Linked DNA regions of Mus musculus: region 2 is linked to region 1. The links are chromatin contacts, found by Hi-C or POLR2A ChIA-PET in ENCODE. All regions are on one chromosome and are shown on one strand. The core of a region is the stretch at or near the end of the contact, and the rest is flanking DNA. Distances in the headings are between cores, read along the strand shown. Region 1 holds the start of Kpna2 (karyopherin (importin) alpha 2). Region 2 overlaps Bptf (bromodomain PHD finger transcription factor).

The links. Hi-C counts contacts between places; a loop is a spot of excess contacts on that map. ChIA-PET counts read pairs that join two places held with the same protein, here RNA polymerase II (POLR2A).
Region 2: a map of heart shows a loop between it and region 1 (6-fold over the local background). The contact joins the enhancer-like site here to the promoter of Kpna2 in region 1. A Hi-C loop is called at or near these places in 1 of 37 maps with a recorded cell type or tissue (heart). POLR2A ChIA-PET finds 5 or more read pairs at or near these places in 3 of 5 experiments (Patski and embryonic stem cell).

What each region holds. Positions count from the first base shown.
Region 1 is chr11:106,996,544-107,001,780 of GRCm38, forward strand. Kpna2 (karyopherin (importin) alpha 2) reads right to left here and starts at 2,982. Exons shown (of 11, transcript NM_010655.3): 1 at 2,816-2,982; 2 at 695-792; 3 at 1-103. The coding sequence starts at 769. It overlaps Gm39424 (a long non-coding RNA gene), which reads left to right and starts at 2,926. Exons shown (of 3, transcript XR_880255.3): 1 at 2,926-3,006.
Region 2 is chr11:107,044,247-107,049,483 of GRCm38, forward strand. It overlaps Bptf (bromodomain PHD finger transcription factor), which reads right to left. Exons shown (of 28, transcript NM_176850.3): 24 at 2,754-3,097. Among named protein-coding and RNA genes, the nearest start is that of 1810010H24Rik, 21 kb to the left of the region's middle. Within about 2 kb of position 2,682, at least 1 of the 3 ENCODE cell types and tissues checked has a DNase peak (open chromatin) inside an H3K27ac peak, as active enhancers do.

The DNA.
Region 1 (5,237 bases), core at 1,732-4,231:
CATCATCAGGAAAGGAGCTGACGTTTCTTCTTTTCAGCATCTGCTCATCTTTTTTAGCTTTCCTGAGTTCCACATTAACTTCTATTCGGCGGCGACGCATTTCCTGAAGAAAAGAGGACCTTGTTTTATCTATCCCACAGGCTTTTACTGCCAAGTCATCTTTCTCCCTCTCCTTTTTTTCCCCCCCTTTTTGGTTTTTCAAGCCAATGTTTTTCTGTGTAGCTCTGGCTGTCCTGTAACTCATTTTGTAGACCAGACTGGCCTCAAACTCAGAGATCTACCTGCCTCTGCCTCCTAAGTGCTGAGATTAAAGGTGTTCAGCACCCCACCCAGTTGTGATTTTTTTTTTAAATCCTTCAAAGACCAACAAGAGATGGCTCAGCGAATAAAGGCACTTGCCACCAAGTCTGAGGCCTTCAATCTTTCAGAGCCATGTAGAGGAGGAAATTCCTCTACATGTACAACAGGTGCACATAAAAATCCTCCCCCCACATACACAAAAGTAAATAATAAATAAATGCAATTTTAAAAGTTTAAATACCTAAAACTAGAGATGAAGCTTGGGCACAGAAAAAAACCTACCTAGCCTGAGTGTGAAGCTCTAGGATTCAATCCCCAGTCCCTCAGAACTGTTGTTATATAAACATCCCCCTTCCCTTTACAAGCACGCAGGAAAGCAACAGAAGGTACTCACTGTGCTGTCCTTCCCCTTGTTCTTGAACCTGTTAAGTCGGGCAGCTGGTAAGTTAGCATTCTCGTTCGTGGACATGGCTGCAGGAACAAGGAGGAAAGCTAGGAGCCAAGGGAGGGTGAGAAGAAAAAAAAAGAAACAAAGAAAAAGTATTTTTAATAAGAATGCAACAGAAGCTGGGTAGAGTAATACACGCCTTTAATCCTAGCACTTGGGAGGCAGAGACAACCAGATCTCTATCAGTTTGAAGCCAGCCTGGTCTGTAGAGAGTTCCAGGCCAGCTAGGTCTACATAGAGAAACCCTATCTTAAGATGAAACAAACAGAAATATACAATAGCATGTTATAATCAACTAAATCTCAACTCCATTTCTATACTAGATTTAAAAAGCAGCAACGGTGGCACACGCCTTTAATCCCAGCACTTGGGAGGCAGAGGCAGGTGGATTTCTGAGTTCGAGGCCAGCCTGGTCTACAAAGTGAGTTCCAGGACAGGACAGCCAGGGCTATACAGAGAAACCCTGTCTCGAAAAACCAAAAACAAAAACCAAAAAAAAAAAAAAAAAAAACAAAAACAAAGATGACGACACAACACAGCCTGGCAGTGATGGCAAAGCACTCCAAGCACTCAGGAGGCAGAGGTAAAACGGATCTGAGTTTGTGGCCAGTCTAGTATACAGAGTGAATTACAGGACAGCCTGGACTACTCAGGAAACCCTGTCTCAAAAATATATAAATAAAATAAAAACAAAACAAAATCCTACAAGTTTTCATCATTATGGCTATAATACTAAGCCATAATTGCCCCTTACTACAAAGGCAACTTAACTGTCAATCAAAAAAAATTTTAAAAAAAGATAATTTAAAATTTCCACTAACCACAGTGAGCCCCGCAGTGGTGGCGCACTCCTTTAGTCCCAGCACTTGGGAGGCGGGAGGATTTCTGAGTTCGAGGCCAGCCTGGTCCACAGAGTTCCAGGACAGCCAGGGCTACACAGAGAAACCCTGCCTCGAAAAAACAAAAAGAAAGGAAGGAAGGAAGGAAATTAATTTTAAGACTTTTACCCAATATAGCTAAACTATTACCATTTGAGGATGTCATCAATACAGAAAAATTGAGATGTCTTACTGTTTTTATACACCTTCAAAATCCAATGGGTAGTTTAAGCACACGGGGCATCTCAACAGATTAGCGGCTTTTCAAACACTCAATAGTCTTAAGCCTCTAGCCAGCACGGTATTAAGTCAAGGATCTAAATTCTAGGCTCCATTAGTTAATAGAACACCAAGTAGGAGAACAATCTACGTCCTTTGTTTGTTTTATTTTTCGAGACAGGGTTTCTGTGTGTATCCCTGGCTGTCCTCGAACTCAAATCGGCCTGCCTCTGCCTCCCAAGTGCTGGGATTAAAGGCGTGCGCCAACAATGCCTGGCAACCATCTACGTCCTTAAGGCAATAAACGCAGCTCTCGTTTTCTGTTGATCGATGGCCAAAACGGATCCATACTAGTACCCTCTTGCAAGTTACATAAAGAATCGGTTCGTTCCATTATAGGGCCTTCCATCACATCATCGCTGTCAGCAATGGCATTAACGCCGCATCTTGCACACACTTCCAGAGAATGCATTCAGCCGGGATGACATCAGCTGTGATCAGTGGGGCTCGATAGAACCCAGGTGTGGTCGTCGCGAAGGGACAGGAACCCAAAGTACCCTGGTAAGCTAGTAGGTTTAACTGCTTTATGTCCGTCCTCGACCCTGACCCAGGTGATCCGGGTCAAGGGCTTAACTGGGGTGTCTTAACTGCCACCTTCATCCCCTGCCCAAAGCTGCGTCTCCTCCCCGGGGCAGAAGCATCAGGAAAGCGGCGGCACAGCCAGGTAGGTCCGCTCGACTGCGGCTGCCCTCCGGTCCCTCCACGCCGACCCGAGCCGCTCCCAGGCCTTCGCTGCCCTCCGCAGCGCCCGGCGTTGCCAACCCTGACCCCGGCGTGGCGAAACCAACCCGCCCCGAGGCCTGGTCGGAGCAGGGAGGCTCAGCTCCGGCCCGGGCGCGGCCTGCTCCCGCCCTCCGCCCCGCAGCCTTCCGTCCGGCCGTTACTGCTCAGGACCGGCTTCCGTTCCTACCTGTACAGCCGGCTCAGATTTCCACGAAAGGTGGTGCAGGACACTCAAGCTGCGGGTCGGCGGCTGTGGAAACGTCTGCTACCCTTCAGCCCTCAGATTTTGTGCCTCGTGCTGCCGGCCGGCGCGATTTAAATTTCCCGGTGACGCCGCGTTCCGATTGGCTGATTTGAGCCTAAGCTGCGCGTTCATTGGTAGGTTTGAAAAACACGTTAGGCGGGGGTGGGGGTGGGACGCAGACGCAGGTCGTAGGGGAAAAAAAAAAAAAAAGGTGGGGGTGGGGCGGTAAGCAGGGAAGCGTCGCGAGATGAGGGAGCGGCCGGGCAATCCCAGGGTGCCTTGCAGAAGGGTGACTCCAGATCTCAGCACACAGCATGGAGACCTGCGTTTCGTCTATGCTTAGATGGACACTGGGCCGTACCCTGTTTGCTTTCCCTGGGCTTGTCCTTAAACAAACACACGAAATTATTATTACACTTGTAAAAAAAGGCTTAGCTTGCGGTGATTGGCGCAGGCTTTTAATCCCAGCACTAGGAGTTCAAGGCAAACCTGGTTTATACAGCCAGGCCAACCAGGGCTAAATAGTGAGACCCTGTCTCAATCAACCAATCAGTCAATCAATCAATAAAAGAAAAGAGAAATATATTTACTTTAAAAAAATTTTACATCAGGAGCTGGTCACCGGGAGAACGTGGATCTGTGTGCCTCTTAACCATTAGTTGTATCACTATATTGTTTATAGTATTTGTTGATTATTTTATCTTTAGGCAATCATTAGTTGTATCGCTATATTATTGTTTGTGCTATTTACTGGTTATTTAATTTTTATCATGGGGAGTGGGATTGAGGCAGGGTCTCACATTAACAATAGAGCCCAGGCTAGCCTTGAACCTAATGCAATCCTTCCTCAACGTCAGTTCTGGGATTACAGACATGCCCCACTTTGTCCCGTGTGGTAAACTTTTAGATTACTTGGAAAATAAAGACAATGGAAGCCGGGCAGTGGTGGCGCACACCTTTAATCCCAGCATTCAGGAAGCAGAGGCAGGCGGATTTCTGAGTTCGAGGCCAGCATGGTCTACAGAGTGAGTTCCAGGACAGAAGCAAAAAAAAAAAAAAAAAAAGAAAAAGAAAAAGGACAATGGAAGCAGCAAATATGGTAACAATAATTTATTAGCCCGGTGGTGGTGGCGCACACCTTTAATCCCAGCACTTGGGAGGCAGAGGCAGGCGGATTTCTGAGTTCTCTGAGTTCGAAGCCAGCCTGGTCTACAGAGTAAGTTCCTGGACAGCCAGGGCTACACAGAGAAACCCTGTCTCGAAAAACAAAAACAAAAAACCAATAACTTATTAATACCTATTTTCTCCAAACCTTTAAAATTTTTTATTTATTTCTTTATTTTGCTCCCTTCCCCCAAACACACACACACACACACACACACACACACTTAATGGGTTTCTCTGTGTCTCTGTAGACCTGACTGAACTCCACAGACCTCAGAGTGCTGGGACTAAAGGCAGTGTGCCACCACTGCCTGCCTTCAAATACTTTAAAACTTGAGTAATTCTGAACACAGAATCACAAACCTTTGCCTAGACTTGCCAAATGTTAACATTTCGGCACATTTTAAAATATGTAACATGTATATAGTGTACACACACACACATATTTTAGCCTTTTCTCTAATTTGTTTTTGCTTTTCATGACATGGTTTCCTCTGTGTAGCCCTGGCTGTCCTAGAACATCCTCTGTAAACCAGGCTGGCCTCGAACTCAGAGATCCAAAAGCCTCTGTCTCCCAAGTGCTGGTGTTAAAGACATTTGTGTTATTAAAGGAGTGGGCCACCAAAGCGGCTTTTTTGGCCTTTTGATATCTCTTTAGCCCTAAATATTTGATAGTATATCTGATCCCATTACAGATGGTTGTGAGCCACCATGTGGTTGCTGTGAATTGAACTCAGGACCTCTGGAAGAGCAGTCAGTGCTCTTAACCACTGAGCCATCTCTCCAGCTCCACAAGAAGACATTATCAAGCTGAACAGTGTTGCACACCTTTGATCCCAATGCTAGGGAGGCAGGGACATCCAGAGCTCTGTGAGTTTAAGGTCAGCCTGGTCTACAGAGCAAGTTCCAGGAGAGCCAGAGCCAGAGCTACACAGTGTGTGTGTGTGTGTGTGTGTGTGTGTGTGTGTGTGTGTGTGTGTGTTGGGGGAATACTGGGGAGGGGAGAAAAAAAGACATTCTTTTATATAAGCACACTGCAAACCCCCAAATTAAAGAATAATTCAACTTCCATTTTATTATCAGTGCATATTCATGTTTGTGGTCTAATTATTATTTTCAAACATCAAACATGTGTATAAGCATCAGGATCATGTGCCAATTTTTTGTGCTTTTTCTGCAATTTTTCTGGGTCCTTTACAGG
Region 2 (5,237 bases), core at 1,432-3,931, 47 kb after region 1:
TGACATAGTGAAAAATCAATTCTACCATTATAACCCCATTTCCCCCAGTGCAACTCAACCATTCACTAGGAAGCAACATACATTTTGAAGGAGAGGGAAAGAGGGAAGAGAGGAGAAACCGGAAAAGCTTTGTAACATAGGTGTATAGACACAGCAGAGAGGCCCTGCTTTTTCATTTTTAGGTAAGTGACCAATCGAGCAATGCGGCTTCCTGAATTGTCAAACAGACGCTCTTATCAACTCACTGTGACTCATCATAAGGTGTCCTGCAGATACAGTACAATTCCTCACTGCTGCCCTCTTGTGCCCGCTTACAATCATTACAGATGTACACATCCATTTTCTTAGCCTCCTTTTCTGTGATGCCAACACATTCTCCATGATACCAGTTAGTACAAAGATCACAGCCAATATAGAACCTAAAAGCATTCACAATGAAAATGACACTGTAGTTGTCATTTTGAGCTGCATGGTATGTAAATCTGTCTTCTCTACCCTGATTTGCTTTCTTACAGGATAATTTCTGCAATGAGTCAGCTAAACACCTTGAATGCACCAGTCTACCAGTGGCAAACACAGCATCTGACACTTGACCAAGGGTGGACACATCGTCACTCACATCCATTTCAGCAGACACACTGTTTAGTGAAATATGGGTCTTAAAACATACTGGAATTTGAAAAAAAACAAAAACATACGGATGGAAATGGCTTCCTTTTAATGAATGTGTGTGAAACTGTAACAGGCACAGAAACCAAAGCCAAAGAATCAAAGACTTACATCTGTCAAACCTACTCTACAGAAGCCATTTCAATACCAGGGCTATTTCTTAGATAGGTTTGAAAATGTATCTCACAAACTAAAATTGGAGACAAAGCAGAGTGCAAACACCAAGGACAAGTTACAGGACAGGACATGCAGGCCAGCCAGGTGGAGAGGACAATGTCACACGTGCTAGGAAGGAAACTAGGAGAGGTCCATGTATGTAGTCATTCCTGCTTACAGAGCCTGGGGAGGGGAGGGGAGGGGAGGAGCCCAGGCTTTGACACAAGGGTCTGGGGGAAACCAGCAGCTCTCTAAAGCATCTCTGTCCCTGCTGGTGGGAGCTGTGCAGGCCTGCATCACTCACAGGCAGCCAGGCTGGCCTTGCCATCACTGGTACCCTGCCCTCGACCAGGCTGTCTCTGCTATGTTAACCTGAGGAATGCCCGCCTCATGACTGTGAGGGAGTAACACACAGTGAGGTGCCTCAGCCCCCTCCCAGTGAGCCTTTCTTTTGACCTGGGATGCCCATACTCCCCTACTCAGGTGAGGACCTGGTGAGTTACTTTAAATGTTGCCTCTTGAAGGTGTTATGTGCGCTGGAAGGAACTTCAGAACCTAAGTTTCCAATTTTTAATAACTTTCATTAGAAGCTAGTGACACAATGCTCAAACCAGGCTGGTCTGGTCTGGTCTGAGATGTCAGCAAACACTATGACAGGGGGTGAATGAACCTGTTGTGTGGAAATGTCAATGGAAAACCAAAAAAAAAAAAAAAAACAAGAAGTGAACTAGCCAGAAACCATGGGCAGCGTCAACAGAACGAGCACATGTGTGTGTGTGCCTCATTTTAAGCAATGCCAAGATCCCAAGAAGGTTTCATCAAAGTTTGTGTCAGCTCAAAGCTGACCTTTATATAAAGTCGCATCTGTGGTGGGGTTCTGTGTCTCAGTAATCCTCTTGAGTATTTTACTTAAAGTGAGGCATACTTATTTGTACAGACTACAGGGCAGCGCTCCTTACATGATGGATATTCACCAATGAGGGACACATGCTGGGACGTGAAGATGGCCACACCCTGCTGAGCTCAACAGGGAGTGTGTCTCCCAGCAGAGCTTCCAGAGCTTCTGACTGACATTTGTAAACTGATGGTGACTTAGGACCCATGGAGTGGTCTCCACAGACCCACATGCACAGGCAGTAAGGATTTCTAACTCTGTTTTAAAAGTACAGTTAAACTGCTGGGTACTGTAAAATGATACTGTGATTCTTGGAAGCTTACAAACACTGTCCTACACCTGCATGTTCTAGACAGAAGTTAAATACATCACTGAATAATAGAAATAACAACAACAAAAACAAAACAAAACAAAACCCAAAACAATAAATAAAGAAGAAAAACAAGAAAGTATATTTATGGAGTAACATCTAACATCTCTAAAAATCTCATTCATGTCACCAAATACAAGTCATGACTGTCAAAAACAGCTTCCAATTGCCACGCTCATCATGTTCTGACTGCGAAACTCACAAAGTGGATAAAAGGAATACTTTTGTTTTTTGCTTTTGATTACAAATATCATGGAAACACAGACAACAATACTAACTTGCAATTTTTTTCTTTCTTTCTTTCTTTTTTTTTTTTTTTTTTTTTTTTTACAGGGACCTGATGAGGCCTCCTTGGACCATCCATTTTAGGATAGACTCTGAGATCTGGCCAGGGAGAGCTGGGACAGCAGCCTCTGCAAAATGCAGTGCTGGCAGATTAGGAGCGAGGCTACAAAGAACTTTTGGAAAGCAAAGAGGCCACAGCAAGCTTGTTTTTGACAGAAAAGGACATGGCTGAGGACAAGCAAGCCCGAGCGCCTGTGAAACAGCCCCCTAACTGCACTGATGCCAAGCACCTGGTGGAGCCCAGCCTCACACCTGCCCGCCCTCTCCCAGTGCTGCCAACTGCTTGCTCAACTACAAAGCTGGGGGACAGGCACGTACTTGGACTCATCGTACGGTGTCTTGCAGATGCAATATAGCCTGGTGTCCTTCTTGGCCTCCTTAGAGGTGGTAGAGATCATCTTCTTCTTCTTGGACTTAGAGTCCTTCTCTTCCTCCCGCTTCCTCTTCTGGGAAGTGACAGGCAGTGGGGCTGTGGGGTGGCCTGCAGGTGGCAGACTGTGTGTGGAGGGAGGCGGAGAACGAGGAGGAGCTGGAGGGGCTGCCGGTGCAGGCGCTGGCACAGGGGCTGGCACGGAGGGTGTGGGCACTGAGGCAGCATTGGCCTGTACCGCCTGGGCCATCTCCCTCTCTCGTTTCATTTTCAGGTCTCTTTTCAGCTCTTCCTGTGGTCAATTGAAGACAAACAAATAATCAACAGGGTTACAGGATGGGGCAACTTGGACAGGAACTGGACATTACCTCCACTTGCCAAATAGTTCTTTTTGTCTGTTTTTTGTTTTCCAAGACAGGGTTTCTCTGTGCAGCCCTGGCTGTCCTTGAACTCAGAGATCTGCCTGGCTCTGAACAGCAGTGAACAGAAAAAGAGATAAATTGTCCTTCTTTATCATGCTTTGTTTAGATTTAAGATAGGAGACCCAGGCATCAAAATATGCTATTTTCTAACTGGGTTCGCAGTCCCAGCACTCAAGAGAGAGAAACAGGAGGATCAGAAGTTATAGGTCTTCCTCTGTATACAATGAGTTTTAGGCTAGCAGAGCCTACTTGAGACCCTATCTGAAAACAACCCCTCACCCCACCCCCAACAAGCAATCCATCCAAAAGACACTATTTTCTTTATACAGCTTTGGCTGTAAGTTGAAATCCTGGGTTCGTGAGATGATTCAATGAGTACAAGTCCTTGTGAAAAAGCCTGAGTTCAATGCCCAGAATACAGGCAGATGTAGCAGCCAATCAGTAACTCCAGCATTCCTACAGAGATGAGAGGCAGAGACTGAACCACCAGGACAGACATGGACACACACACACACACACACACACACACACACACACTTTCTAGAGTAGAGTTAATGATATTTCCCCTTAAAATAACCAAAAGAAGACAGGTGTAGTGGCACACAACTGTAATTCCAGCACTTTGGGAGGCAGGTTAGAGGACCCCTGTGAGTTGAAGGCCAACCTGATCTACATAGTGCAGTAATTCTCAACCCTTTTCATGGGGATCTATTATCAAATGTTTACATTATGATTCTACAGTTATGAAGTAGCAGCAAAAATAATATTATGGTTAGATGTTACCACAACGTGAAGAACTATTTGTTTATGTTTTTTCGAGACAGGGTTTCTCTGTGTAGCCCTGGCTGTCCTGGAACTCACTCTATAGACCAGACTGGCCTCAGAAATTCAGAAACTCAGAAATTCACCTGCCTCTGCCTCCCAAGTACTGGGATTAAAGGCGTGCGCCACCACTGCCCAGCGTGAAGAACTGTATTAAAGGGTCACATAAAGGCGTGCACCACCACTGCCCAGTGTGAAGAACTGTATTAAAGGGTCACATAAAGGTGTGCACCACTGCCCAGCGTAAAGAACTGTATTAAAGGGTCACATAAAGGCGTGCACCACCACTGCCCAGTGTGAAGAACTGTATTAAAGGGTCACATAAAGGTGTGCACCACTGCCCAGCGTAAAGAACTGTATTAAATGTCACATAAAGGCGTGCACCACCACTGCCCAGCGTGAAGAACTGTATTAAAGGGTCACATAAAGGCGTGCACCACCACCGCCCAGCGTGAAGAACTGTATTAAATGTCACATAAAGGCGTGCGCCACCACCGCCCAGCGTGAAGAACTGTATTAAAGGGTCACATAAAGGCGTGCGCCACCACTGCCCAGCGTGAAGAACTGTATTAAATGTCACATAAAGGCGTGCACCACCACCGCCCAGCGTGAAGAACTGTATTAAAGGGTCACATAAAGGCGTGCACCACCACCGCCCAGCGTGAAGAACTGTATTAAAGGGTCACATAAAGGCGTGCGCCACCACCGCCCAGCGTGAAGAACTGTATTAAAGGTCACATAAAGGCGTGCACCACCACCGCCCAGCGTGAAGAACTGTATTAAAGGGTCACATAAAGGTGTGCGCCACCACCGCCCAGCGTGAAGAACTGTATTAAAGGGTCACATAAAGGCGTGCGCCACCACTGCCCAGCGTGAAGAACTGTATTAAATGTCACATAAAGGCGTGCGCCACCACCGCCCAGCGTGAAGAACTGTATTAAATGTCACATAAAGGCGTGCACCACCACCGCCCAGCGTGAAGAACTGTATTAAAGGGTCACATAAAGGCGTGCACCACCACCGCCCAGCGTGAAGAACTGTATTAAAGGGTCACATAAAGGCGTGCACCACCACCGCCCAGCGTGAAGAACTGTATTAAAGGGTCACATAAAGGCGTGCACCACCACCGCCCAGCGTGAAGAACTGTATTAAATGTCACATAAAGGCGTGCACCACCACCGCCCAGCG